Regions from separate parts of the Homo sapiens genome. Here region 1 is linked to region 2. A link is a loop called in an ENCODE intact Hi-C map of the cell type or tissue named here. Cell type or tissue: heart left ventricle. All regions are shown on one strand. Links, peaks and the distances in the headings refer to the core of each region. The heading gives the core; the rest is flanking DNA. Region 1 has its middle 28 kb from the start of LINC02079. Region 2 has its middle 17 kb from the start of FBXO47.

Region 1 (15,273 bases), core at 2,307-10,306, 72 kb before region 2:
TTTTAGTAGAGACGGGGTTTCACTATGTTGACCAGGCTGGTCTCAAACTCCTGGCCTCAAGTGATCTGCCCACCTCGGCCTCCCGAAGTGCTAGGATTATAGGCATGAGCCGCTGTGCCCAGCCACAGGTAAGGATTTTAAAAGGCAGGGGTAAATTTCAGGAAAGCAGATGTTACAGGTAAAATCATAAATCAATATATGGAAGCTATACGTTGGTTTGACCTAAAAAGGCAGGACGTCTCAAAGCAGGACCCACAAGTCATAAGGTGGGTTCAAAGATTTTCTGATTTGCGATTGGTTCAGGAGGCGAAGCTTTGTCTAGACATGTGGGATCAGCAGAAAAGAATGTTAGCTCTGGCTCATGGGCAATGGCCTCCTCCAGGTCCCTCAGGAAGAAATTTAGAACAACGAACTATAGTCAGAGTCAGTCCTCAGCACCCGTTTATCTGAGGTCTACATGCCAGCGGATCCCTTTTGGAGGGGTCTGGGCTTCTGAAAAACAACTCAGGGACATACGTTAAGATGTTATCTTTAGTTTGTAGAGAGGGGAACCAAACATCTCCTGGCTCTAACTTCCTCAGCTATTGTTTTAGACTACTATTACCTTCCTGCTTACCAAGTTGCTGATTTACTTCTCAGGGCTAGCTAGGATTTCCCTGAAGGAACTCAAGATTTTCCTTTATCCCCATGTGTGGGTGTCCCCAGCTCCCTCGCCATGTTTGGTCCCCTCTACCCTTGGCACAGCCCTCCCACCCCATTGGCTGAAGAAATAATGATTTCAAGCACCTGGAAAGCACTTTAGAATATAGAACCTTGCTAGTTAAAGTCTGGTCCAGGGCCAGGCACAGTGGCTCATGCCTGTAATCCCACCACTTTGGGAAGCTGAGGTGGGAGGACTATTTGAGCCCAGGAGTTTGAGACCAGCCTGGGAAACACAGGGAGACATTTTCTCTCAAAACAAAACAAAAACAAAAACAAAAACAAAACAAAAAAAATTAGCTGGGCACAGTGGTACATGCCCTGTGGTCCGAACTACTCGGGAGGCTTGGGCCCAGGAGTTCCAAGCTTCATTGAGCCATGATCACGCTACTGCCCTCTAGCCTGGGGGACAGAGCAAGACCCTGCTTTAAAAAAATGTAAATCTGTATAATAAAGTGTGGTCCAGGCCAGGTACAGTGGCTCATACCTGTAATCCTGCTCTCTGGGAGGCCAAGATGGGAGGATGGCTTGAGGCCAGGAGTTCAAAACCAGCATGAGCAACACAGCGAGACCTTGTCTCTACAAAAATAAATAAATAAATAAATAAAATAATAAAGTGTGGTCCAGCCAGGCAGCATTAGCATTCCCTGGGGTTAGCTGGAAATGCAGCACTCAGGCCCCCCAACCCCAGAACTACTGAGTCCGAATCTGCATTTGAGCAGCTCCTTAGGTGACTCCTGTGAAGGGCATGAAAGTTTGAGATGCACCATTTAGGAAGCAATTCTACCTACATGATCGCAGCCTGTTGGAGAAGCACTGTTTTTCCTTTCCCAGATGAGGAAACTGAGGCTCAGGGAGGTGGCTTACTTATTTATTCACTTGATCCACATTCATTAAACGCCTGTGTGCCAGGCACCATTAAGTGACTTGCACAAGGTCACACAGCTAGTAAGTAGAGAAAAACCCCAAGTGCAGATTTTTGGATTCCCATCTGAGGTTGTTCTCTGTGTACCTCAGGGTGTTGCCAGAACCACATGGCCACAGTTTAATATAGAAGCAGATTATGGATTATGACAGACAGACTGCTCCAGGCCTGTAGAGATCCTCGAAGAGATGCCTAGTGATGACTTCAGATCCTCGCTCTTGGCTCACGAAACTGTGAGCTTACCATCTATTTATTTGCACAGTCCCAGGAGCTTGAGAATGTCCTAGTTGTTGCTGCCTCCTTCTCATCCCGCTGCTCACACTAGCGACCCTCCCACATGAAGAATTAGAAGTACTCCTCACAAGCCTTACAGAGCACCAGGCGATGCCTCCATCTAATTTATCTTCTTGGATGGAGGACAATGGATTACTTCCTTCGCCAAGATGGGGCCAGAGGTGCAGGGAGGAAGGAAGAGGGGTAGAATCTTTACTTCAACTGTGAAATCCAGAGAGAAATTTTGTGGGGAATGATTTTTCTGATGTTCATAAAACATTTTTACATTTGGTCCCTAGAGATAGCTAAATTATGCCTACAGTTTTCCACAAAGCTAAAAGCACTGAAAAAAAAATCACCTGAATATGGGCCAATAAAATTTCATCATACCTTCCCAGAGTCTTGGGTTAGAACCTTCCCTTCCAGCTTGTCTTTCCCCTTTTTCAGTCTCTCCCCCTCAAAGTTTGTGTGGTTTTGTTTCTTTGTGTTTTGAGACAGGGTCTTGCTCTGTTGCCCAGACTGGAGTGCCGTAGCATGATCTCGGCTCACTGCAGCCTTTGCCTCCTGGGTTCAAGCGATTCTCCTGCCTCAGCCTCCTGAGTAGCTGGGACCACAGGTGTGTGCCACCATGCACGGCTAATTTGTGTGTATTTGTGTGTGTGTGTGTGTGTGTGTTTGAGATGGAGTTTCGCTCTTGTTGCTCAGGCTGGAGTGCAGTGGCGTGACCTCGGCTCACTGCAACCTCCACCTCCCGGGTTCAAGCGATTCTCCTGCCTCACCATCCCGAGTAGCGGGGATTATAGACATGCACCACCACGCCCAGCTAATTTTGTATTTTTAGTAGAGATGGGGTTTCTCCACGTTGGTCAGGCTGGTCTCGAACTCCCGACCTCAGGTGATCCGCCCTACTTGGCCTTCCAAAGTGCTGGGATTACAGGCATGAGCCACTGCACCCAGTCAATTTTTGTATTTGTAGTAGAGACAGGGTTTCTCCAGGTTGGCCAGGCTGGTCTTGAACTCCTGGCCTCAAGTGATACGACCACCTCAGCCTCCCAAAGTGCTGGGATTACAGGCATGAGCCATTGTGCCCGGCCTTAGATCCCATTTTTAATTAAGAGATGAAGATGCTGCTCTCAGCAAACCTGTGCACTGACTCTGCTCTCCTAAGGAACATTAAGCAATTCCAAGAGCCCCTCCTCAAGGCCAAAAGGGCAGCCTCCTGTAGGGCCTACCTTCCCGTTCTCAGAGCCTCCCTTTTCTCTCTCTTTTTTTTTCTTTCTTTTTTTTTTAGAGACAGGGTCTCAGTCTGTTGTCCAGGATTCAGTTCAGCGATGCAATCATGGCTCACTGCAGCCTTGAATTCCTGGGCTAAAGTGATCCTCCCACCTCCGCCTTCCAAGTAGCTGGGACTACAGGTGGGAACCATCATGCCTGGCTAATTATTTTATTTTTTGTAGAGATGGGGTCTTGTTTTTCTGCCTAGGCTGATCTTGAACTCCTGGGCTCAAGCAATCCTCCCATCTCAGCCTCCCAAAGTGTTGGGATTATAGGTGTGAGCCACCACGCCCGGATGGAGCATCCCCTCTCTACAGCTGCTGACACCCCTCTCTGTTCCCTGGGGCTCTTCTCCCCCAGGCCCATTACAGACTGAGCAGAATCCTCCCAGCTGTGCTCACTCTTCCCTCTGCCTCTGTAGACAAGCACTTAGCCCTCTTTAGCCGTGAAGAAGGAGCCACAACTAACAAAATTAGGCAGAGGTAAACATTACTTAAAACCAAAGGTCCTGGTCTACTGACTTTTGGACTCTGGGATGGTACTGCTGGTGGTGCTGCCGGCAGCTCACATTTACTGGGTGTTTCCTATGTTCCAAGCACATTTTAGGAGATTTACTTGTATCGTCATCTATGGGGTGGGTGCTGTTGCTACCTCTACCCTACACAGGAGGCCACTGAGGCACAGCGCAATAGGGAACTGTATGTTTTTGTATTTTTAGTACAGATAGAGTTTTGCCATATTGCCAAGGCTGCTCTCGAACTCCTGGTCTCAAGTGACCCGTCCGACTCAGTCTCCCAAACTGCTGGGATTACAGGCATGAGCCACCGTGCCCAGCCTGATCTTTAAATTTTTTCTGTAGAGATGGGGTCTCACTATGTTGCCCAAGCTGAGATTTCTTAAAAAGGGACAGCATAAAATGACATGGGGTTTAGCATCAGTAGGTTTGAGTTCAACCTTAAGCTTCCATAATTCTTGTCAGGAACCTTAAGCAAGTCAATTAACCACCCTGAGTTTGAGTTTCTTAATCTAAAAAAACCAGAGAACTGGAAGATTAGTGTGGCAATGCATCTGAAAATATTCTGTAAACCAGAGTGCTGGACAAATGCTAATCTATTATTGAATTCAGCACTTCATTTCAGCGGAGCTAGGAATTCCATATTTGGAGCCACCTTGACAGGAGATGTCTGAAAAAGCTGCTTCCGGTGGCATGCCTTTTGGGCTCCGTGGACAGCCATTGCTGAATAAAACTTAATGACGCCATAGAAACCAGAATGGGCCACTGCAGCATTTGGGAAGACCCGGACTGAATACAAAAGGTCAAACTGGGAAAATGCTGTGAACAGTGAAAGCTGTGGGGGTGGTCCTACGCCAAATAAGCGCATGAAATCTCACGCCCAGAAAACAAAACCGCCCATGCCTTCATATTCCCCAAACGCTTCTTCGAGAAGGATGCAATTCAAAACACTTCCCACTTAACCAACAAGTTTTCTTCTTAAGATCCTAAACTTGAAGAAGTCCTAGAAGGTAAAATGTGCTGACTGGAGAGGTACCTCTCCGGGACTCTAAAAATCTGTTTGGGGTAGCTGTCTGCTGGGGTCCCCTCTAGAATTAAGAGTCCTTCAGCGGGCCAGGCGCGGTGGCTCACGCCTGTAATCCCAGCACTTTGGGAAGCCACGGCGGGCGGATCACCTGAGGTCAGGAGTTCGAGACCAGCCTGGCCAACAAGGTGAAACCCCCGCCTCTACTAAAATACAAAATTAGCCAGGTGTGGTGGCGGGCACCTGTAATCCCAGCTACTCCGGAGGCCGAGTCAGGAGAATCGCTTGAACCCGGGAGGCGGATGCTGCAGTGGGCAGAGATCGCGCCACTGCACTACAGCCTGGGCAACAGAGCAACAGTGTGTCTCAAAAAAAAAAAAAAAAAAAAAAAAGAGTCCTTCAGCAGAGGCTGAGGCAGGTGAGGTGCTGAAGCAGGACTCTGGAACTCCCAGTTAGCAGGTGGGCGGCTTTCTCCATCCCTCCCTCCACCCTGGCCCAGGCTCACATGCAAAGCGTCGGCCGTGGGTCCAGAGCTCAGCTCCCACACTAGCAAGGTTTTGTCACTCTTGGTGGGAACCGCAAAAGGTAGCAGATCCGCCAGCCTCCCTTCGCTGAGCCTGCGCGGCTAAGGCTCGCGCAGTACTGCGCCTGCGCAAGGCACGCCCACGCTTTTTTTAAAAAAAGAGGCGCAGGCGAGGGGAGGGGCGGCGCCCGGATCGCTCCCTCGCCCCTCCTACCTGGGGCCGGCCTCTGAGCCTGTTCCTGTCCTCCAGCCACACCGCCACGATCCCTGAGTTTAGAACTTCCATTCAAGTGCATGTTTAGGGTACAGTCCCAAAATGGCCTGACAGCATGAAAGGGTAGGGACATATTTATAGCAGCCAGTTTCATCTTCACTCCTGCTGGAGATTAGGGTACTAAGTATTAGCACTACCTACTGAGCTTGTGGGAAATAACCATGAAAGATGCAATCTTTTGACTTAAGAGGTTTTTTTTTAAGGAGTTTAACATATTCAAATAAAAGTATAACTCACTAAGCTATTAACAGTCTAGCATGAAATCCTTAAAAAGAATTTCCTAGTTGTCCTACGTGATTCTGGGGAATTGTGTACGTGAACTTGTGGAGGTCAGATGATGTGGGAGATGGGAGGTTTGAATGAGAAGTAGAGATCAATTTTGAAAAAAAAAAAAAAATTCAAAGAATAGGTCCAAATTGGAGCTGATAGTGTCTGAGAGGGGTAGGTGTCATAATCAGCTACGTGGTAGAGCAGTGTAATCACCTGATGGGTTCATTGTACCCACTGCCCAGAAAAGCCGATTTACTGAGACAGCATTATTGAAATAGAGAAAGAGTTTAATAAGCACAGAACTAGCTAAATAGAAGACTGGAGTTTTATTATTACTCAAATCAGCCTCCCTGAAAATTTGGAAGCTAGGGTTTTTTAAGGATAGTTTGGCAGGCTGGGGGCTAGGGAGTGGGAAATGCTGATTGGTTGGGTCAAGGATGAAATCATAGGGTGTCAAAACTTGTGTTCTTGTGCTGAGTGAATTCCTGGTTGGGGGCCACAAGACCAGATGAGCCAGTTTGCCAATCTGAGTGGTCCCAGCTGGTCCATCAGAATACAGGGTCTGAAAAATACCTAGAACGCCAATCTTAGGTTTTTTTTTTTTTTTTTTTTGAGACGGAGTGTTGCTCTGTTGCCCAGGCTGGAGTGCAGTGGCGCAATCTTGGCTCACTGCAAGCTCCGCCTCCCGGGTTCAGCCATTCTCCTGCCTCAGCCTCCCCAGCAGCTGGGACTACAGGCACACACCACCACGCCCGGCTAATTTTTGTATTTTTAGTAGAGACGGGGTTTCTCTGTGTTAGCCAGGATGGTCTCGATCTCCTGAACTTGTGATCCACCCGCCTCGGCCTCCCAAAGTGCTGGGATTACAGGCATGAGCCACCGCGCCCGGCCCTTAGGTTTTACAATAGTAATATTGAAAGGAGTTAGTTAGCTTGCCTTAGGTAGATAACAAGGGAAGGGTCCCCAGAGAGCTCCCGGCCCACAGGTCAGTGCCTCATCCCCACACAACAGAAAAAGCAGCCTGGGAAAACATTCAAGCTGCAGGCACCCATAAGGGAACAGGCACAGGGTGTTGTGCCTGGAGACATGCCCACGGCTGCACAGATAGAAAAACCTCAGGTCCATTTGGATAAAAACTTCAACAAACTTCCATCTCACTCACATAAAGGAACAAGACCTGGCATAGAAATGTCTTTGTCCTTTGTATAGTCAGCGGCCTCCCAGGACAAAGTTTCTTCTCCTTTTGTGGGCGTGGCTACAGTGGGCTCCAGTGGGTTCCAGTGGACACTCTACTTTCCTTTTTGGACTATAAGTTTGGCCTCTGTGAATTATCACTTCAGCCCTTGATAGGTCCGGGGCCAAGCTTTCACTTCAGCTCCTGATAGGTCCTGGGCCAAGCTAAGCAGCATCTAGGAATCATCATTTCAGCTCGTGATTGGTCCTGGGCCAAGCTAAGCAGCATCTAGGAATCATCATTTCAGCTCCTGAGTGGTCCTGGGGCAACTAACCACATTCCTTCCCCTTCCCAGTCTTTAAAAACCCTGGACATCAGCCTCATAGGGGCACCCGTGTGGGACTCCCTTTCTGCTGGCAGAGAGCTTTCTTCTTTCGCTTATTAAACTTTCACTCTAACCTCACCTTTGTGTCTGCTCTCCTTAATTGTCTTGGAGGTAGGACAAAGAACTCTGGGGCGCATTATCTCAGACAAGGAGCGACTGTTAAATCTTGGTGCATTGCTGAGACTATAACAATGTTATGGGGTTTTTTTTGTTTTGTTTTGTTTTGTTTTTAGACAGTCTCCCTCTGTTGCCCAGGCAGTGGCGCAATCTTGGCTCACTGCAACCTCCGTCTCCTGGGTTCAAGCGATTCTCCCCCGTCAGCCTCCTAAGTAGGTGGGGTAACAGGTGCCTGCCACCACACCCGGCTAATTTTTGTATTTTTAGTAGAGACAGGGTTTCACCATGTTGGCAAGGCTGGTCTTGAACTCCTGACCTTAAGTGATCCACCCCCCTCCTCCCAAAGTGCTGGAATTACAGGCATGAGCCACTGTGCCCAGCCTACAACAATGTTATCTATAGGAGCAATTGGGTAGGTTTGAAATCTTGTGGCCTCTGGTTACATAATTCCTGAGCTATAATATCTAATCTTGTGGCTAATTTGTTAGTCTTACAAGGGACGTCTGATTCCCAAGCAAGGAGGTGATTTGTTTTAGGAAGGGATTATCATCTTTGTTTCAAAGTTAAACAATAAACTAAATTCCTCCCATAGTCAGCTTGGCCTGTGCCCAGGAATGAGCAAGGGCAGTTTGGAGGTTAGAAGCAAGATGGAGTCAGTTAGGTCGGAATTGTCATAATTTTTGTAAAGGCAGTTTCAGTAACACAAGAGGGAAAGTGGGTCCTACTGCTCTTTACTTTAATCCTAGAATGTCAAAGCCAGATGAGACCCTGCAGGACAAGTCTCTTGTGGTTTCTAAATAATGGTCCTCAGACCCATGCTGTGATGAAGTTTCCACCCCTACTCTACAAAATGAGGACAATATGGAAAATATAATTAGGTTTTTAATAATTTCATAAAATAAAATAGATTCCACTCCATTCTCCTACAAGTATGACCTCCCTTTATAAAAAGATGCTGATAAATAGAGGATAGTTGGATAAATATAGTTGCTTTAATGCTCTTACTTGGATATTATAATTAAAAATTTAAAATCTCAGGTTTAATTTTTTTTACACTTTATGACCTGTGAAAAACAAAAGTCTAGGAACCACTGAATAGTCAAATCTCTCCTTTTATGGTAGAAGCTGTTAAGGCTCAGAGGTAGAGAAACGAGGGGTCCAAGATAAAACCCCAGCTTGGTCAGACACTACTGATGGTGGCTTTATGCTGGATATTCCTTCAACTGTCGCTGTTCTGCCTTTGCCTTTTCTTTAAACATGTTCTACTCCACATCAGCACCCTCCAAGCAAACCAGATCCTGTTCAGAGAAGCCTTTTTTTAAATCATCTAGATCCTAGCCTATTCTCCCAAATTACCCCCAAATCATTGTCATCTGCTACTATTTCTCCATCCCATCACTACTTTCTCCACCCCAACACCAGACCCTTAGCCTCACCCATTGCCTACTTCTGAGCTTTCTGTTTTACTTCAAAAATTGTTCTTCGGAGGAATTTTTGGACGCCAATACTGTTTCAAAGCAATAAATACGGATTTTATTATACATTTAATAATCTCTTGTAATGTTTGTGGATGTCTCTGCTTCTCCACCTAGATTATGAACACCTCAAGAAAAATAGTTCTATCTTCCTTCTCGTACCTAGTACACTCCTACTGTCTTATGTACTCAAATATACATAGAATTAGTAATGAATAAATTGACACATTCTTTGCAGAGTGAATGCTTTAATATTTAAAAAAAAAATAGAGATTTGTTTATTGTGGTCCTCTTGGTTTGCAAATGACCAACAGGAACCAGGGGACTGGGTCCAGATGGGAGCAAGGAGGAAGCCAAGAAAACCATTTATTCCTGGGGCTCTGGTCAGTTTTACTTGTAAATGGGAAGGGAAGAAAATAACATGAAGTGGAGGCAATAGGAAGAAGAAATGAAGAATCCCTGAGTGAGAACAGGAGTCTTGGACTGACTCCGTGGTGCACACACACCCTGTTTCATCTCGGGCAGCATCCTGTCAGCCAGTAGGAGAGTGGCCGGCCCGAATAGTGCAACCTCCATTCTACCCTGTGGAGAAAAAAGACATGGTTCTTGCCTCACACTCAGTAACTTCTCCACACACGTGACCCAGTTCTTGCTGAGTCTCCCATATAGAGCAATGCCCAGAACCCCCTTCATTGCTAGCCCTCTGGCCTTTCCTCCACTGGCCTTCACATAGAATAATAATCTCCAATCTCATCCAGGTCACTGCAAATGCTGTCAATTCATTCCTTTTTAAGGCTGTGTAGTATTCCATTATATACATATACCACAGTTTCTTTATCCACTCGTTGATTGATGGGCATTTGGGTTAGTTCCATGATTTTGCAATTGTGAATTGTGCTGCTATAAACATGTGTGTGCAAGTATCTTTTTCAAATAATGACTTCTTTTCCTCTGGGTAGATACCCAGTAGTGGGATTGCTGGATCAAACGGTAGTTCTACTTTTAGTTCTTTAAGGAATCTCCACACTGTTTTTCTTAGTGGATATACTAGTTTACATTCCCACTAGCAGTGTAGAAATGTTCCCTGATCACCGCACCACGCCAACATCTGTTTTTCGATTTTTTTTTATTATGGCCATTCTTACAGGAGCAAGGTGGTATCACACTGTGGTTTTGATTTACATCTCCCTGATCATTAGTGATGTTGAGCATTTTTTCATGTTTGTTGGCCATTTGTCTATCTTCTTTTGAGAATTGTCTATTCATGTCCTTAGCCCACTTTTTGATGGGTTTTTTTTTTATCTTACTTTGTTTGAATTCATTGTAGATTCTGGATATTAGTCCTTTGTCAGATGTATAGATTGTAAAGACTGAAAATCTGGGGCTATTTCTGTCACTGAGGGAAGGTATGTCCTTCCCCTAAACTAGGTGTATGCTGCTGAGGGGGCAGAGGCCTGAATTCTTCCATCCACCGCCTTCAGGTGTCAGGCGGTTTCTGCTTGGACAAGATGGCTACCCTGGTGGGCTTGTTTCCTCTCTGGTCTCTTGTTCTGTCTCACTCCACAGTGGCCTGAGCTTGGGGCCATTCTTTTGCTTTTCTCATCCTCCTACCCCCAGAGCTAACAGATTCAGCAAATAAAATTTACAAGATCCCCTGTTAAATTAGAATTTCAGGCAAACAACAACTGACTACCCCACACTAACTCAGGAGGGTCGCTCAGAGATAGGTGTCGCTGAGCCTCGGGAAGCAGGAAGCTCCATCCTTGCCCATTAAGCCCCCTCTCGGGGTCCCCTCAAGGAAGACAGTGGCTCCAGAAGGTGTGTTCGCATCCCCTTTCACAGCCTACCTCTCTCCCATCCCTCTCTGACCCCGGGTTCCAGCTGGCCCAGGAATTTCTGGGAGGACCAGTAGAACAAGGCCATCTGCAGTAGGAGCCTCCTCTTCCTCGCCACCTACGCTTCAGCCCTGTCTAACTAATAGCTCTCCGTGTTCTAAAGAAGGCGGGAGTGCCGGGCCACCCCAGCCTTCTGGAACCCTAGTTCTGTAACATCATCCATCTCCTGGAAATACACTGGTTTTAACCATGCAAATTGGCCAAACGTCAGGCAGAAATAGCAGCTGGGCCTGGAAGGACAGGTGACATCTGTGAGGAAAATGGCCAGGCGGGACAGAGTGGAGAGCACTGACTCTTCCCTTCCTGTCTGAGAACAGCACTGCCTTTGGGGGAACTCCTTCCCTCATGGGGCTTTAGCGGGGGCTGCCAGTCCCAGGGCCCTGTCCCCCGCCACTCCCCCCATAGGCATAGGAATGCTTGTGTGCCAGTCACTACATTTGGAAGTGGAAGCAAGTAAAGCTGCTCAGCTTCTCACAGGAAGCCTGTGGGTGCTGGGCCAGAGTACACAACCCATCTGAGGCGCTAAGCCTCCGTGAAGAGGGAGTAGAGGCTGGATGGGATTCTAGTCCCACGGTTCACCCTTTCTGGGACCCAAACACACCCTTCCCCTTCCTTCAATTCTGAGGTTCAAGAAATGTCCCTACTCACAGAACAGGTTTGAATTGGGTTTCTGTCACTTGCAGCCAAAGGAGACCTGCCTGTTATGGTTGGCATCGGGTCAACCATCTGTGAAATGGATGACCTGACAACCTGTCTCCTCCCAGTGAAGGCCACAACATCCCAACATCATTAGTTACCAAAGAAGTCTGGGACGAATTTCTACCAACTGTAGCAAAAAAGGGGCAAGACAGAAGAAATTTTGTTACTGACAGACCACTCTTCCCTCTGGAACAGGGCGGCAGGATCTGACAGAAAGAAAGGACAAGGGGCTTCTAAGCTGGCAGTGCTGCCCTGTGCCCCTCCAGACTTCTCTTCCCAGCAGGGCAGTAGCACATGGCACCCTGGGATAGGAAGCCTGCAGGGGTTGTGGGGAGGCTGAACATCCTGGGGGCACCACTTTATGAGGAACCATTTGTGGCCAAAAATCTTCAGGGGCCTCAGATGACCTGAATGAACTCGTCTCTGGAGAGTGAGAGTCCCAGGCAGAAGGAGAGGTTTCCATAGCCCAGGACCACATGCTGGAAATTGGTTTCTGCAGCATTCAAAGGGGTACCAGAGGGACCCTCCACCCCAGCCCCACAGCTGGGAAAAACATGAGCCCTGGGTAGATTCCTACCTATTCAAAGAACTGGAAAACCCAAGCTGGGGCCTATGAGTCAAGTCTGGACGTGCAGCTCAGGGCAAGAGGACAGATGGATGCCACAGGCCATCTGTCTCAATATTTGCAAATTATAAATTAAACTAAAAGGCTGTTAAATAAAGTACATTCTATTCTGATCCTCTGACAAATATTCCTTTAAAATTATTTATTTTTATTTTTTAGACGGACTTTTGCTCTTGTTGCCCAGGCTGGAGTGTAACGGCACATCTCGCCTCACTGAAACCTCTGCTTCCCAGGTTCAAGAGATTCTCCTGCCTCAGCCTCCCAAGTAGCTGGGATTACAGGCGCCCGCCACCACGCCTGGCTAATTTTTTGTATTTTTAGTAGAGATGGGGTTTTGCAATGTCAGCAAGGCTGGTCTCAAACTCCTGGCCTCAAGCGATCCTCCTACCTTGGCCTCCCAAAGGGCTGGGATCATAGGTGTGAGCTACCACATCCAACTGGAGCTGACTTTTAAACTGTATTTAATTTGTATTAATTTAAATTTAAATTTATTTTTTGGGACAGGGCCTTACTCTGTTGCCCAGGCTGGAGTGCAATAGTGCAATCATAGCTCACTGCCACCTTGACCTCCTGGGCTCAAGCTAGTCTCACACCTCAGCTTCCTGAGTTGCTGGGACTACAGATGCACACCATCATGTTTGGTTACTTTTTTTTTTTTTTTTTTTGAGAGACAGAGTCTTGCTCTGTCACTCAGGCTGGAGTGCAGCAGCACTATCTCAGCTCACTGCAAACTCTGCCTCTCAGGTTCAGGCGATTCTACCTCAGCTTCCCAAGTAGCTGAGACTACAGGCGTGCATCACCATGCCTGGCTAATTTTTGTATTTTTTAGTAGAGACAGGGTTTCACTATATGTTGGCAGGCTAGTCTCAAACTCCTGACCTCAGGTGATCCACCTGCCTCGGCCTCCCAAAGTACTGGGATTACAGGCACAAGCCACTGTGCCTGGCCAATTATTACATTTTTAAATTTTTTTGTAGAAAAATGGTTTCACTATGTTGCCCAGGCTGTGGCCTCAAGTTATCCTCCCACCTTGGCCTCCCAAAGTGCTGGGATTACAGGCATAAGCCACCCTGCCTGGCCTAAATTTATACATAAGTAGCCATATGTGGCTAGTGGCTACTGTATCGGACCACACAATTCTGTACAGCTAATGCACAGCACACAGTAGCATACTATACACGCCCTCCTACATCTTGCTTTACTCCCTTAACAGCACCTATGTATTCTGGAGACAGATTGCCCCAGTCTGCCCCCCACCTTTATTTTTTTTTGAGATGGAGTTTTGCTCTTGTTGCCTAGGCTGGAGTGCAGTGGCGCTATCTCGGCTCACTGCAACTTCCGCCTCCCGGGTTCAAGCAATTCTCCTACCTCAGCCTCCCAAGTAGCTGGGATTACAGGTGCCTGCCACTATACCCAACTAATTTTTGTATTTTTAGCAAAGACAGGGTTTCTCCATGTTGGTCAGGCTGGTCTCGAACTCCCAACCTCAGGTGATCTGTCCACCTTGGCCTCCCAAAGTGCTGGGATTACAAGCGTGAGCCACCTCACCTGGCCTAGTCTGCCTCATTTTTAAAAACTGCTGCATAATATCCTCTTGTAATCTACAAAGGCAATCCCTCACCCAGCCTGGAGAGCAATGGGTCATCATGTTTTTACAACAAGCTCTAAAATCTTCCACATATACCGTAACCAAGACACTTCGAAACAACCCTAGGTTCGTCACACCTCCACTTTTGTCGGCCTGAGCCTGAGATAGTTTGACATTGAATAGTCAATTTTAGGGGCTGGGGGAGATAATTTACCATGAATCACTGCTCTAAAATATACTCTTCACCCATGAGGCCCATGCCTGGCATTCAGTAGTGCTGGTGGCATTCTTTAGAGTTAATCATAGTTCTAAGTGGTTCTCCTTTAAAGAGCAAAGTCTCCTGAGAAAGATGGCCATTAAGACAAAACATCTGGGGCTGCTCTTGCTTTTATCCTGATGAGAGGGGCCAAGGGGCTTTGTAGAGCAGCAGGGGCTCTGACGGTGAGCCTCACTATTCTTAAAATTGTCCTTAAGAGGACAGGTGCTTTGGCTCATGCCTGTAATCCTAGCACTTTGAGGGGCAGAGGCAGGAGGACTGCTTGAGTCCAGGAGTTTAAGACTAGACTGAGCAACACAAGGAGACCCCGTCTCTACAAAAAAAATCTTAAAAAAAATTAATTGGGCATGGTGGCACATGCTTGTAGTCCCAGCTACTTGGGAGGCTGAGGTGAGAGGATCACCTGAGCCCAGGAGCTTGAGGCTTGCAGTGAGCCAAGTGCACCACTGCATTCCAGCCTGGAAGACAGAATGAGACTGTGTCAAAAAAAAATTGTCCTTAAGTCCCATCTGGATCCCTAGACAGCCTTCCTCTTAGGGCATTTCAGGTGGTGAGCCTCTTTCCAGCTTTAAATGGCCTTTAGAGTAATTTCACTAACCTGCCTTGGTGTTTGGCTCTGTATAAACCCTTTCTTCTGGAGGGCAGCAGTAGACATGGGATTTGGTGGTCTGACACATCTGGGGACAGATCCCAGTTTCAAATGGCAGAGTCTGTTTACAGCTTACAGGGGAAATACTTAGCACTATGTGCTGATCTTTAGGAAATAAGTCTATGTTTCTTTCTTTTTTTTTTTTTTTTTGAGACAGAGTCTCTGTCACCTAGGCTGGAGTGCAATGGCGCAATCTCAGCTCACTGCAACCTCCACCTCCTGGGCTCAAGCAATTCTCCTGCCTCAGCCTCCCGAGTAGCTGGGATTACAGGCACATGCCACCATGCCTAGCTAATTTTTGTATTTTAAGTAGAGATGGGGTTTCACCATGTTGCCCAGGCTGGTCTTGAACTCCTGACCTCAGGTGATACACCTGCCTCAGCCTCCCAAAGCACTGGGATTACAGGTGTGAGCCACCACGCCCAGCCCAGTCTATATTTCATAACAAGTGTTGCAAACAAATGCTTGTTCCTCAGTGCTGCAAAGAAGAACCAGCACTTAAATAATTTTCTCAGCAAGGCAAATTTACTTTCTGCAGAAAGGGTGCTTCTTGGAAGCTGGACTGCCACGAGAGCACACTGAACAAAGAAAGGCAGGAGTTCTTATCCCTGA
Region 2 (15,273 bases), core at 3,906-11,905:
GGCCGAGGCAGATGGATCACCTGAGGCCAGGAGTTCGTGACCAGCCTGACCAACATGGTGAAACCCCGTCTCTACTGAAAATACAAAATTAGCCAGGCATGGTGGTGCATGCCTATAATTCCAGCTACTCAGGAGGCTAAGGCAAGAGAATCGCTTGAACCCAGGAGGCGGAGGTTGCAGTGAGGTGAGATTGCACCACTGCACTCCAGCCTGGGCAACAAGAGCAAAACTCCGTCTCAAAAAAAAAAAAAAAAAAAAAAAAAGAACTACCTGAGACTGGATAATGTATTTTTAAAAAGAGGTTTAAGTGACTCACAGTTCCACAGGCTATATAGGAAGCATGGCTGGGAGGCCTAAGGAAACTTACAGTCATGGCAGAAGGCCAAGGGGAAGCAACCACCTCTTACTGCAGCGGAGCAGGAGAGAGAGAGCAAGCGGGGAGGTGCCACACGCTTTTAAACCATCAGATCTTGTGAGAACTCACTCACTATCACAAGAACAGCAAGGAGGAAATCCACCTCCATGATCCAATCACCTACTACCAGGCCACTCTTCCAATTCCACAGATTTGCGTAGGGACAAAAATGCAAACTGTATCGGGGGGTCTTGCAAAAATATTGTGAAAATGCAATATTCAATAAAGAAGCAAGCTACAAGAGTATATATACTGTGTGGTTCCACTGAAAAAATTTATGAGACAAAATTAAATAATAAACAGGTTAGAGATACTCTATAGGAGGTAAAAATTATTTTTAGAATGATTATGGTACTGCATAAAGACAGAAAAATAGACCAATAGAATAGAATAGAGCCCAGAAAAAACCCTTGCATATTTAGTCAAACGACTTTCAACAAGGATGCCACGGCCTTTCAGTGGGGGAAAGGACAGTCTTTTCAACAAATGGTGTTGGGAAAAACTGGACATCCACATGCAAAAAAAATGAAGTTGGACCCTTACCTTACTATGTACAAAAATTAATTAAAAATGAGTCAAGGCCGGGCGCGGTGGCTCATGCCTATAATCCCAGCACTTTGGGAGGCCGAGGTGGGCAGATCACGAGGTCAGGAGTTCCAGACCAGCCAGACCAACATGGTAAAACCCCGTCTCTACTAAAAATACAAAAATTAGCCGGGCGTGGTGGCGTGCGACTATAATCCCAGCTACTCAGGAGGCTGAGGCAGAAGAATCGCTTAAACCAGGGAGGCAGAGGTTGCAGTGAGCCAAGATTGCGCCACTGCACTCCAGCCTGGACGACAGAGCAAGACTCTGTCTCAAAAAAATAATAATAAAATAAAATAAAAATAAAAAATAAAAAAAAGTGAGTCAAAGAACTAAAGATCTTAGAAGACGGGAAAACTTTGTAACATCAGATTTGGAAATGATTTCTTGGATATGACACCAAAACACAAACAACAACTACAAAAAAATAGATAAGCTAGATTTTGCCAAAATTAAGCAACTTTTGTGCATCAGAAGACACTATCAAGGCTAGGTGTGGTGGCTCACGTCTGTACTCCCAGCACTTTTAGGAGGCTGGAGCAGGCGGATCACTTGAGCCCAGGAGTTCAAGACCAGCCTGGGCAACATGATGAAACCCCATCTCTACTAAAAACACAAAAATTGCCCGAGTGTGGTGGTATGTGCCTATAGTCCCAGCTGCTTGGGAGGCTGAGGTGGGACGATCACCTGAGCCTGGGAGGTTGAGGCTGCAGTGAGACGTGATTATGCCTCCGCCCTCCAGCCTGGGTGACAGAGCAAGACCCTGTCTCAAAAAAACAAAAATGCAAACAACCCCAAAACACTAACAACAAAGTGAAAAGGCAACCCTTGGAATGGGAGAAAATATTAGCAAATCATTTCTTTAATAAGGAATTGATATCTGGAATAGATAAAGAATTTTACAACACAACAACAAAAAAGCAAACAACCTGAAGACTTGAATAGACATTTCTCCAAAGAAGATATACAACTGAAAAATAAGCACATAAAAAGATGCTGGCCGGGCGCGGTGGCTCACACCTGTAATCCCAGCACTTTGGGAAGCCGAGGCAGGCGGATCACGAGGTCAGGAGATTGAGACCATCCTGGCTAAAACGATGAAACCCTGTCTCTACTAAAAAAAAAAACAAAAAATTAGCCGGGCGTGGTGGCGGGCGCCTGTAGTCCCAGCAACTCGGGAGGCTGAGGCAGGAGAATGGCGTGAACCCGGGAGGCAGAGCTTGCAGTGAGCCGAGATCGTGCCAGTGCACTCCAGCCTGGGGGACAGAGCAAGACTCCGTCTCAAAAAAAAAAAAAGATGCTCAGCCGGGCGCAGCGTCTCACGCCTGTAATGCTAGCACTTTGGGAGGCTGAGCTGGGGGGATCACCTGAGGTCAGGAGTTCAAGACCAGCCTGGCCAACATAGTGAAACCCTGTCTCTACTAAAAATACAAAAATTAGCTGGGCATGGCAGCGGGCTTGCTTCTTGGGAGGCTGAGGCAAGAGAATCGCTTGAACCTGGGAGGTGGAGATTGCAGTGAGCTGAGATCATGCCATTGCCACTCAGCCTGGGCAACAAGAGCAAAACTCTGTCTCAAAGAAAAAAGATGTTCTCAACATCACTTATCATTAGGGAAATACAAATCAAAACCATAATGATAATTAAAACAAAGCATCACCAAAAACATGAAAAAGAAAGAAAAAAATGAGCTATCACTTCACACCCATTAGGATGCCATTGTCAAGAAAACAGAAAATAACAAGTTGTTACTGAAGATGTGGAGAAATTGGAACACTTGCACATTGGTGGTAAGAATGTAAAATGGTGCAGCCAGTGTGGCAATTTTTCAAAACATTAAACATAGGGCCGGGCGCAGTGGCTCATGACTGTAATCCCAGCACTTTGGGAGGCCGAGGTGGGCAGATCACCTGAGGTCAGGAGTTTGAGACCAGCCTGGCCAACATGGTGAAACCCCGTCTCTACTAAATACAAAAACTTAGCCGGGCATGGTAGCACATGCCTGTAATCCCAGCTACTTGGGAGGCTGAGGCAGGAGAATCACTTGAACCCAGGAGGTGGAGATTGCAATGAGCTGAGATTGCACCATTGCACTCCAGCCTGGGCAACAAGAGTGAAAATTCCGCCTCAAAAAGAAAAAGGAAAAAAAAAAGAAAGTAAAATGATGCAGCCATGTGGCAGTTTTTCAAAAAATTAAACATAGGGCCAGGCGCTGTGGCTCACACCTGTAATCCCAGCACTTTGGGAGGCCAAGGCAGGCGGATCACCTGAGGTCAGGAGTTTGAGACCAGCCTGGTCAACGTGGTGAAACCCTGTCTCTACTAAAAATACAAAAAAAATAAAAATAAAAATTAGCCGGGCGTGGTGGCGGGCGCCTGTAGTCCCAGCAACTCGGGAGGCTGAGGCAGGAGAATGGCGTGAACCCGGGAGGCAGAGTTTGCAGTGAGCCGAGATCATGCCAGTGCACTCCAGCCTGGGCAACAAGAATGAAACTCCATCTCAAATTAAAAAAAAAAAATTAGACATAGAATTATCACATCATCCAGTAATTCCTCTTCTGGGTATATACCCAAAAGACGTGAAAGCAAGGACTCTAATGGTATTTGGACATCCATGTTCATAGCACAATTATTCATAATAACCAAGAGATAGAAACAACCTATGTCCATCAACAGATGAATGGATAAACAAAATGTGGGTGTACCTACAATAGAATATTATTTAGCCTTTAAATGGAAGAAAATTCTGACACATACTACAACATGGATGAACCTTGACAACTTTACAGTAAGTGAAATAAGCCAGTCACAAAAGGACAAATATTGAATGATTCTACCTATATGAGGTAGCTGGAGCAGTCAAAATCACAGAGACAGAAAGTAGAATGGGTGGTGCCAGGGACTGGGGAGAGGCAGGATTGGGTAGTTATTGTTTGATGGATACAGTGTCTCATTTGGGGAAGATGAAAAAGTTCTGGAGATGGATGGTAGTCATAGTTGCACAGCAATGTGAATGGACTTAATGCCACAGAACTGTACACTTAAAAATGGTTGGCCGGGTGCGGTGGCTCATGCCTGTAATCCCAGCACTTTGGGAGGCTGAGGTGGGCAGATCACAAGGTCAGGAGATCAAGACCATCCTGGCCAACATGGTGAAACCCCGTCTCTACTAAAAATACAAAAATTAGCCAGGCTTGGTGGCGCATGCCTGTAATCCCAGCTACTCGGGAGGCTGAGGCAGGAGAATTGCTTGAACCCGGGAGGCGGAGGCTGCAGTGAGCCGAGATTGCGACACTGCACTCCAGCCTGGGCAACACAGCAAGACTCCGTCTCACAAAAAAAAAAAAAAAAAAAAAGTGGTTAAAATGTTAACTTTCATGTTGTGTATATTTTACACTATAAAAAGTGGTTAGTACAATTCCAGATAGTATTCTTCTCTCGGAAGAAGAAAGGAGATGCAATTGGAGAAGTGGCACATGGGCTCCCTGAACGTGACAATGTTCTCTTGCTTGACTGGCAAAAGATTCATGTGTGTTCATTTTATTGTTTTTTTTAATTACTTTTTTTAATTTTTTTTTTGAGATGGGAGTCTCCCTAGTCTCACTTGGTCACCCAGGCTGGAGTGCAGTGGCACAATCTGTGCTCACTGCAACCTCCGCCTCCTGAGTTCAAGCGATTCTCCCGCCTCAGCCTCCGGAGTAGCTGGGACTATAGGCGTGCCACCACCACACCCGGCTAATTTTTGTATTTTTAGTAGAGACGGGGTTTCACCATGTTGGCCAGGCTGGTCTTGAAATCCTGACCTCAGAGGATCCACCCATCTTGGCCTCCTGAAATGCTGAGATTACAGGCATGAGCCACTGCGCCCGACCCTTTATTTTATTTTTGATATAGGGTTTCCCTCTGTGGCCCAGGCTGGAGGGCAGTGGAATGGTCATAACTCACTGCAGCTTTGACTTCCTGGGCTCAAGCTGTTCTCTCACCTTAGCACCCTAAGTTGCTGGGACCATAGGCACATACCACTGCCAGGCTAATTTTTTTTTTTTTTTTTCAGTAGAGACGAGGTCTTGCTATGTTGCCCAGGCTGGTTTCAAACTCCTAAGCTCAAGCGATCTTCTTGCCTCAGCCTCCCAGTGTGCTGGGATTACAGGCATAAGCCACCACACCCAGCCTTAAATCATTTTTTTCATGCGTGATTTTCTTTTTTTTTAATGGAGTCTCGCTCTATTGCCCAGGCTGAAGTGCAGTGGTGCGATCTCAGCTCACTGCAACCTCCACCTCCCAGGTTCAAGCTATTCTCCCGCCTCAGCTTCCCAAGTAGTTGGGATTACAGGTGTGCACCACCACGCCTAGCTAATTTTGTGTTTTTAGTAGAGACAGGGTTTCACCATGTTGGTCAGGCTGGTCTCGTACTCCTGATCTCAGGTGGTCCATTCGCCTTGGCCTCCCAAAGTGCTGGGATTACAGGCGTGAACCACTGCGCCCAGCCAACATGCATGATTTTGTATGCATGCTATATTTCTGTTAAAATTTTAAGCACTTATATACATATAAATATTAGGAATACAAACACATGTGGTAAAACTATAATTAAAAACAAAGGAATTTAAAAACATGAATTCAGGATAATGGTTACCTCCAAGGAGAGAAAGAAGGGAGGGGACCTAGGAGGGAATCCCAGTGGACTTCAAAGTTCACAATGATGTTGTTCCTCACGTTTCTTACATGAGTGGTGGGGAATACATAAGGGTCCATTGTATCATGATTCTTTATTACTTTATATATTTTGCAAATATTATTTTGATCTCTTCAATATTTAATAATTTTTTTTGAGACAAGGTCTCACTCTGTCACCCAGGCTGGAGTGCAGTGGCGTGAACGTGGCTCACTCTAGCCTCAACCTCCCAGGCTCACGTGATCCTCCCACCTCAGCCTCCCAGGTAGCTGGGACTACAGGTGGGTGCCACCATGCCTAGTTCATTTTTTACATTTTTTGGTAACATTTTTGGTTTCATCATGTTACCCAGGCTGGTCTCAAACTCCTGGGCTCAAGTGATCCTCCCATGTCAGCCTATCAAAGTGCTGGGATTATAGGTATGAGCCACCACACCTGGCCATAAATGTAATTTTAAAAGACATTCCTAACAATATAGTTTTTTTGTTGTTGTTTAAGTTTGGGCTTTATTTGTAAATCTGGCTCAGTGTCAACACCAAGGCCATCTACTTGATTGGACTTGTCTAGACTGCTTCTTTTCCTAATGCCTTTGTGGTGCTGTGTGATGACCATAACCCTCAGAAAAAATACTTGTGATGGACAATTTCAATACATAGTAAACTATCATTCTTCTTTATGCAAGTGGCTAAAAGGAGAAAATGGCCCTTTTCGGGGTAAAGTTTTACTGAGGCTCCTCAGGTACCTCGAAGGGTACAAACCGGGCCACTATGTCCTTTGGCTGCGTGCAGCCCATTAGCTTCCTCGGCCATTTTCCAACGTTAACAAAGGAACAATACCTAAAATACAGCCTCAGGACAGACGTGGTGCCTCACTCCCATAATCCCAGCACTTTGGGAGGCCAAGGAGGGCGGATCACTTGAGGCCAGGAGTTCAACACCACCCTCACCGACATGGTGAAACCCTGTCTCTACAAAAAACACAAAAATTAGCCGGGTGTGGGGATGCATGCCTGTAATTCCAGCTACTCGGGAGGCTGAAGCAGGAGAATCACCTGAACCTGGGAGGCAGAAGTTGCAGTGAGCTGAGATCATATCACTGTACTCCAGCCTGGGTGATGGAACAAGACTCCGTCTCAAAAAATAAATAAATAAAATAAATAAAATACAGCCACATAAGTAGCCTGTCATGTTTGATAATAAAAACATTTTTCTAGGATAAAGTACCAAGTATCTCTACTATTACATCAGAAAGTATGTACAGCTTATTATAATGGGAGTCCAGAGAGCTGCTTAGCTGAGCCCCCATTGTCACAAAGGGTCATCAAATTCAAACTTTGACGTCATCTCCAAATGAGAGCACAACAGTCTCAAAAATGAGCAAGAATGAAGATATCCCTACAACTTTATGTTGTTGCTTTGAAAAAAAAAAAAAAGAAGAAATGAAGATATTCATTATACAGCCTTAAGCATATGTCCCAATACCAGCCCACACACTTTCTTTAGTGCCCTGTGAATTAATATTTCATATGTCCTATTATTACCTTATGACTGGCACAGTTATATTGCAATGTATTCCTTGGTTTGGAATTCTAACTTATTAAACATAAATTTTTTTAATGTAACACAAATTTTATAACACTGCTTTGGTGTTTCTTCGTTTTGTAATATGAGCTTTTAAAATTTTGGGTTGGTTGTCTTTGACTTTGTAATGAAAAAAAATTGACAGATTGACAGAGCACGGTGGCTCACACCTATAATCCCAACACTTTGGGAGGCTAGGGTGGGCAGATGACCTGAGGACAGGAGTTCAAGACCAGCTTGGCCAATATAGTAAAACCCTGTCTCTACTAAAAAATACAAAAAATTAGCCAGGTGTGGTGGCAGGTGCCTGTAATCCCAGCTACTCAGGAGGCTGAGGCAGGAGAATTGCTTGAACCTGGGAGGCAGAGGTTGCAGTGAGCCAAGATTATACCACTGAACTCCAGCCTGGGTAACAGAGGGAGACTCAGTCTCAAAAAAAAAAAAAAAAAAAAAGGTGGAGAGAGGGGAAGTTCTGGAAATATCCCAAAGCTTTTTCTATCATAACTTAATATTATATTTTTATGTCTAATTAAATTTGCAGCCAGGTACAGTGGCTCACATCTGTAATCCGAGCACTTTGGGAGGCTGAGGCAGGAGGATTGCTTGAGCCTATAAGATTGAGGCTGCAGTGAGCCATGATTTGTGCCACTGTACTCCAGCCTGAGTGACAGAGCAAGACCCTGTCTCCAAAAATAAAAATAATTTTGCTTACACTGAGCATAATATGCATAGTGAAATCTGCATAGTGTGACATATTTCAAGGAATTTATTTATTTATTTATTTATGACAGGGTCTTGCTATATTTCCCAGGTTTTAATTTGCAGTGTATTCACAGGCACAATTATGTGCACTATAGCCTAGAACTCCTGGGCTCAAGCCATCCTCCTTTTTCAGCCTCCTGAGTTGCTGGGTCTAGACTACAGGTGCATGCCATTGCTCCCAGCTCTCAAGGAATTTATTTCTTTTCTTTTTTTTTTGAGACAGAGCGTTGCTCTTCCACCCAGGCTGGAGTGCAATGGCTGATCTTGGCTCACTGCAACCTCCGCCTCCTAGGTTCAAGTGATTCTCCTGCCTCAGCCTCTTGAGTAGCTAGGATTACAGGCGTGCGCCACCACGCCTGGCTAATTCTTGTGTTTTTAGTAGAGATGGGGTTTCACCATGTTAGCCAGGCTGGTCTCAAACTCCTAAACTCAGGTGATCTGCCCACCCGGGCCTCCCGAAGTGCTGGGATTACAGGCGTGTGCCACCATGCTCGGCCTCAGGGAATTTATTTCAATGAAGAATTTTGCCTAAGAAACTCAGGTAATCTCTTTGGAACTCAGCTTTCTCATCTGTAAAATGAGAGTGTTCTGTGTCAGCTAAAGTGCTTTCCAGTTTTCTGCCTTTAGGATATCCCCCCGCTTCATTTGAAAAATCATATTGTCGTATACAGCTTTCTGCTGCCACCTTCTGGGAGAATTGCAGCACACATTTCTCCTTGAAAATGAGCTCTTCAGTAACAGTAATGAGCTCTTCGATACTGTGGCTTGTTTACTTAGTAATTTCAGTCAACTAATAAGAATTATAGTTTTCTGGGTTTTCCAAGTTTCAGTGTTTTTGATTTTTAAAAAATTCCACATGAGTCAAGCCTGAACTTTGACCATCTGGAAATTAATTTTTTAGCAGTTTTTCCCACATGGGAGTATTTTTCATACTTGTCTAGTGCTTTGCAGTGACTGACTTGCCAATTCTATTCACACAGAATTTGCTTCAATAAGTGTCTTTGGTGATGCACTCATGAGGTCTGATAAGAAGTATTTAATAGAACATAAGAAGTATTTAATAGGACAGAAAAAATATTTTATTTAAATTATCCTTTTTTTTTTTTTTTTTTTTTTTTTTGAGTAGGAGTTTTGCTCTATTTCCCAGGCTGGAGTGCAGTGGCACGATCTTGGCTCACTGCAACCTCCGCCTCCCGGGTTCAAGTGATTTTCCTGCCTCAGCCCTCCGGAGTAGCTGGGACTACAGGCGCCCACCACCACACCCAGCTAATTTTTGTTTTATTTTGTTTTGTTTTTGTTTTTTGAGATGGAGTCTCGCTCTGGTCACCTAGGCTGGAGTGCTGTGGCGCGATCTCAGCTCACTGCAGCCTCTGCCTTCGGAGTTCAAGCGATTCTTCTGCCTCAGCCTCCCGAGTAGCTGGGATTACAGGCACGTGCCACCACACCCAGCTAATTTTTGTATTTTTAGTAGAGACTGGGTTTCACCATGATGACCAGGCTGGTCTCAAACTTCTGACTTCAAGTGATCCACCTGCCTCGGCCTCCCAAAGTGCTGGGATTACAGGCGTGCGCCAATGCACCCAGCCGTTCTATAGGTTTTGACAAATGTATAATGACATGTATCATAGAGTTCCTTTATAGTATCATACGGAGCATTTTCACTGCCCTAAAAATCCTCTATCTCCCCCTAACCAATCCCTGGCAATCATTGATCTTTTCACTGTCTCCACAGTTTTGCCTTTTCCAGAATGTCACGTAGTTGGAGTCATACAGTATGTAGCCTTTTCGGATTGGCTTCTTTCACTTAGTAACATGCATTTAAGTTTCCTCCATGTCTTTTCATAGCTTGATAACTCATTTTTTTTTAGCACTGAATAATATTCCATTGTCTGAATGCACCACAGTTTATTTGTCCATTCACTTCCTGAAGGACATCTTGGTTGCTTCCAAGTTTTGGCAATTATGAATAGAACTGCTATAAACATCTGTATGCAGGTTTTTGTGTAGATAAGTTTTCAACTGATTTGGGTAAATACTAAGTAGTATGACTTCTGGGTCATATGGTAAGAGTATATTTAGTTTTGTAAGAAACTGACAAACTAAGCTGGGGATGGTGGCATTTCCTGTAGTCCCAGCTACTTGGAAGGCTGAAGTGGGAGGATCACTTGAGCCCAGGAGTTCCAGGCTGCAGTGAGCTATACTCGCACCACTGCACTCCAGCCTGGTCAACAGAGCAAAATGCTGTCTCAAAAAAAAAAAATGAGCTCAGGAGTTCAAGAGTTCGAGAGCAGCCTGGGAAACATGGCCAAATCTCATCTCTACAAAAAATTTTTCAAAAAAGAAAAGAAAGAAAAAACAAACTACCTAACTGTCTTCCAGAGTGTCTGTACCATTTTGCATTCCCACCAGCAATGAATGAGGGTTCCTGTTGCTCCACATCCTTCAGCATTTAGTGTTGTCAGTGTATCACATTGTAGTTTAAATTTGCAGGCAGGCGCCATGGCTCACACCTGTAATCCCAGCTGTCTGGGAGGCTGAGGCAGATGGATCACTTGAGGTCAGAAGTTTGAGACCAGCCTGGTCAACATGGTGAAACCCCATCTCTACTAAAAATACAAAAATTAGCCGAGCGTGATGGTGGCGGTCGCCTATAATCCCAGCTACTCAGAAGGCTGAGGCAGGAGAATTGCTTGAACCCAGGAGGCAGAGGTTGCAGTGAGCCGAGATCGCGCCACCGCACTCCAGCCTGGGTGACAGAGCAAGACTCTGTCTCAAAAAAATACAAAACAAAACAAAAACTAACATGGGGCAGTGCACTTCTTTTGAAAGAAGTCAGGAAAAGATTTTGGGAAAATGAGGTAATGCTTACTCACGGCTGTGCTATTTGTCCCTCTGTCTCTTAATTTCCCAGACAAAACTATTAACTGGCTTAGATATCTGAATACACTTATTTATTGCCGTCTTTCAGTTTATAATGACACCCACTTAAAAATATCCAAAACTACTTTCCAACCCTTCTCTATCTCTTCCATTTGTGGTAAAATAATATACAACAGTGCATATTTTAAATATTTTTTCTAACGACACAAATAACATAGGCTGGGATAGAGATAGCTTAGAAAACCCAGAAATGCATAAAAGAAAAAAGAACTTGAACCTCCCTTAATCTTGCAGTGCAAAAATAACTACTGCTGACATATTAATAGTGTCACCATCCTTTCCAGTCTCTTATATACTTATATGTACATTTCCCTCATAAAATAGGATAATACAGCACATATGATTTTATAGTTGACTTTTTAAGATAGCACTTTCCCAGACAAAATTTGACATGATCCAGATGTAATTACACAAACTGGCTTCATGCCAGGATACTGGGGTGGAAAACCTTGGGAAAGGCTTTTACCTCCTTGGGCCTTGGTGCCCTTGTCTGAAAAATGAGGAATTTTTTTCCAACCCTAAAAACCATTCCTCTGCCAAAGCATGTTTTTGGATGAAATCTTGTCACCATGTCACATTCTCATGTGAGACGGCCCCAAGTGCCACATAGCCTTAGTTTGTACATTCTTTTATTTTTGGTTAGTATATATTTTTTTCTTTTCTTTTCTTGTTCTTTTTTTTTTTTTTTTTTGAAACAGGGTCTTGCTCTGCACGGTGTTGTGATCATAGCTCACTGCAGCCTTGACCCCCAAGCTCAAACAATCCTCCAGCCTCAGCCACCCAAGTAGCTGGGACTATAGGTGCGCACCACCACACCTAGCTAATTTTTGTAGAGATGGAGTTTCACCATGTTGCCCAGGCTGGTCTCTGAACTCCTGGACTCAAGTGATCTGCCCGCCTCCCAAATATACTGCTGGGCACTGTGGCTCATGCCTGTAATCCCAGCAGTACATTTTTTCTAACTACCCCATGCAAATCACTTGAATATGCCTTATTATGTTTGCTAGCAACTTTTATGATTCACCTGACTAGTCTTTAAAAATAACGAGTAAAAAGAAAATATTCTGCTGGGTGTGGTGGCTCATGCCTGTAATCCCAGCACTTTGGGAGGGTGAGGCAGGTGGATCACTTGAGGTCTGGAGTTCGAGACCAGCCTGGCCAACATGGTGAAACCCTGTCTGTACTAAAAATACAAAAATTAGCTGGGCATGGTGGCGCACACCTGTAGTCCCAGCTACTCAGGAGGCTGAGAAAGGAGAATCCTTGAACCCGGGAGGTGGAGGTTGCAGTGAGCCGAGATCGTGCCATTGCACTCCAACCTGGCTGGCAGAGTGAAACTCCGTCTCAAAAAAAAAAAAAGAAAGAAAAAAAAATCCGTCTTTTTAATAAAAACAAGGAGGACAGGCCGGCTGCAGTGGCTCACGCCTGTAATCCCAGGACTTTGGGAGGCCAAGGCAGGCGGATCACGAGGCCAGAAGACCGAGACCATCCTGGCTAACATGGTGAAACCCCATCTCTACTAAAAATACAAAAAATTAGCTGGGCGTGGTGGCGGGCGCCTGTAGTCCCAGCTACTCGGGAGGCTGAGGCAGGAGAATGGCGTGAACCTGGGAGGCTGAGTTTGCAGTGAGCCAAGATCGTGCCACTGCACTCCAGCCTGGGCAACAGAGTGAGACTCCATCCTCCGTCTCAAAAAAAAAAAAAACAAAAAAAACCAAGGAGGACAAAAGGGAAGTTAAAAACCCATCAATTGTTCAGCTTTACTCTTAGTATTTAAATAAGTAAATAAACGAAAGTATAGGATGAAGTCACTATATTTCAATTCAATTCAATTTAAACAAGTATAATTTTGTAGGAAAAAGAGATAACAAACTTAGGGACCAAAGTAAAGCAACATCAATAAAAGATGAGAAATATCTCAGGATGGAATAAGGTTTGGAAACTTGAAGCAAGTCAAGCTAGAAAGGAAACTACTTTGTCTAAAGAAGGGAAGTTAGAAGTAGATTTAATTGTTTTCAATTATATAAAAGACATAAGTCAATTATGTTTCTTCTCTATCAAGAACAACAGGAAATTGGTTTAGGTTGTTGTTAGATTAATGTAGACATTAAAAGGCTATTGATTAAGGAATGGGAAACAGAAGGTAAAATGTATGAAAAATGAAAAATGTGCTTACCTTTTACAGGGACTGCTGTCATACCCTGATATCTGCTCCTCCCTTCTTTTTTTTTTTTTTGTTTGGCACACAGTCTCACTCTGTTGCCCAGTCTGGAGTACGATGGCACAATCTCTGCGCACTGCAACCTCCACCTCCCAGGCTCACGCAATTCTGCCTCAGCCTCCCAAGTAGCTGGGATTATGGGTGCTCACCACCATGGCCAGCTAATTTTTGTATTTTTAGTAGAGACGGGGTTTCACCATGTTGGCCAGGCTGGTCTCAAACTCCTGACTTCAAATGATCCACCTGCCTTGGCCTCCCAAAGTGCTGGATTACAGGTGTGAGCCTCTGTGCCCTGCTCCTGTCTTCCTATATAATAGTAGAATCCGCTATTTTTTAGCTGGGCACAGGGCCTTCCAAAATATTTTCCCATTGGTAGTGACCATGTGACTAAGTTCTGGTCTTTGAAGTATATGTGTGTAGGGGTCCCTTCTTCCCCACTTCCTGCCGGCTGAGATGTGCACATGATGGCTTGAGCTTAAGCAGCCACCTTGGGCCATGAGGTGGAAGCCACAGGTTGAGGATGCGGCTCAACAAGATAGAAGGAGCCTGGGTTTCAGATGATTGTGGAGCTGTCACACCACTCCTGACTGCTTATCCGAGGACTTTATGTGAGAAAAATAAGCTTCTATCTTGTTTAAAGTACTGTAATCTGGGATTTTCTGTCACTTGCCTATGATAATTTTAAGCAACATATTCTTTTTCCTTTTAATATTTGGTTTATTAGACTTACACATTAAAATCCAAGTTTTCCCTTATGCTTCCAAATTCAGGTTAAAAATCTTAATATTCTATTTATGAATCTAATAAATTTTAACAACCACGTTTAGTGGACTTTGAGCCTATTTAGACCTATTTACAATCACATCTCCAAATATTTTAAATTGTATTTGTCTAAAAACTGCATTTTTTTTGTTTGTTTTTGAGACAGGGTCTCACTCTGTCACCCAGGCTAGAGTGCAGTGACATGATCATGGCTCACTGCAACCTCTGCTTCCTGGACTTAAGTAATCCTCCCACCTCAGCCTCCCCAATAGCTGGGACCACAGGCACATGCCATCATGCCTGGCTAAATTTTTGTATCCTTTGTGGAGATGATTTTTTTTTCAAATATATATATGTGTGTGTGTGTGTGTGTGTGTATATATATATATATATACACACACACACACACACACATATATATACACACACATATATACACATATATATACACACATATATGTATATATATACACATATATATACACACATATATGTATATATATACACATATATATACACACATATATGTATATATATACACATATATACACACATATATGTATATATATACACACATATATGTATATATATATACACATATATATACACACATATATGTATATATATACACATATATATGTATATATATATATTTTTTTTTAATTGAGACAGAGTCTCTCTACATTGCCCAGGGTGGTCTCAAACTCCTGGGCTCAAGAGATCTTCCCTCCTCAGCCTCCCAAAGTGCTGGGACTACAGGCATGAGCCAATGAGACCAGACTTTTTTTTTTTTTTTTTTTGAGACAGGTTCTCACTCTGTCACCCAGGCTGGAGAGTGCCGTGGAGCAATCTAAGCTCACTGCAGCCTCCACCTCCTGGCCTCAAGCCATTCTCTCACATCAACCTCCTGAATAGCTGGGACTACAGGCACGTGGTAATTTTTTTTTGGAGATGGAGTTTTGCTCTTGTTGCCCAGGCTAGAGTGCAATGGTGCCATCTCAGCTCACCGCAATCTCCACCTCCTGGGTTCAAGCGATTCTCCTGTCTCAGCCTCCCGAGTAGCTGGGATTACAGGCGTGCACCACCAGGACCGACTAATATTTTTTAATCTTTTGTAGAGACAGGGGTCTCACCACATTGCCCAAGCTGGTCTCAAACTCCTGGACTCAAGTGATCCACCTGCCTCATCCTCCCAAAGTGCTAGGGTTACAGGTGTGAGCCACTGCACCAGCCAAAACTGCATTTTTATATGTACTCTCTTTTTTATTTATTTATTTTTTATTTAATTTTTATCCTAGTTAACAGATATAATCTCTTTTTTAAAATGCTTTTTTTT

Evidence for each region. Peaks named below come from ENCODE experiments on the same cell type or tissue, not always from the same donor. Only the 100,000 strongest peaks of a DNase experiment are listed, where the experiment ranks them.
Region 1: it touches region 2 in a loop (3-fold over the local background); 35 of 110 quality-filtered maps call a loop at or near these places.

The regions. Positions count from the first base shown.
Region 1 is chr17:39,047,102-39,062,374 of GRCh38, reverse strand. It overlaps the pseudogene LRRC37A11P and the pseudogene RDM1P5. Among named protein-coding and RNA genes, the nearest start is that of LINC02079, 28 kb to the right of the region's middle. RefSeq lists a silencer at 5,275-5,514 and an enhancer at 15,100-15,273. In heart left ventricle, for the core only: no CTCF peak of the experiment used is centred there; a DNase peak (open chromatin) is centred at 5,374; H3K4me3 peaks cover 1,700 bases; H3K27ac peaks cover 1,924 bases.
Region 2 is chr17:38,976,747-38,992,019 of GRCh38, reverse strand. No RefSeq gene overlaps it. Among named protein-coding and RNA genes, the nearest start is that of FBXO47, 17 kb to the right of the region's middle. In heart left ventricle, for the core only: a CTCF peak has its summit at 8,711 (motif pointing left); no DNase peak of the experiment used is centred there; H3K4me3 peaks cover 559 bases; H3K27ac peaks cover 2,427 bases.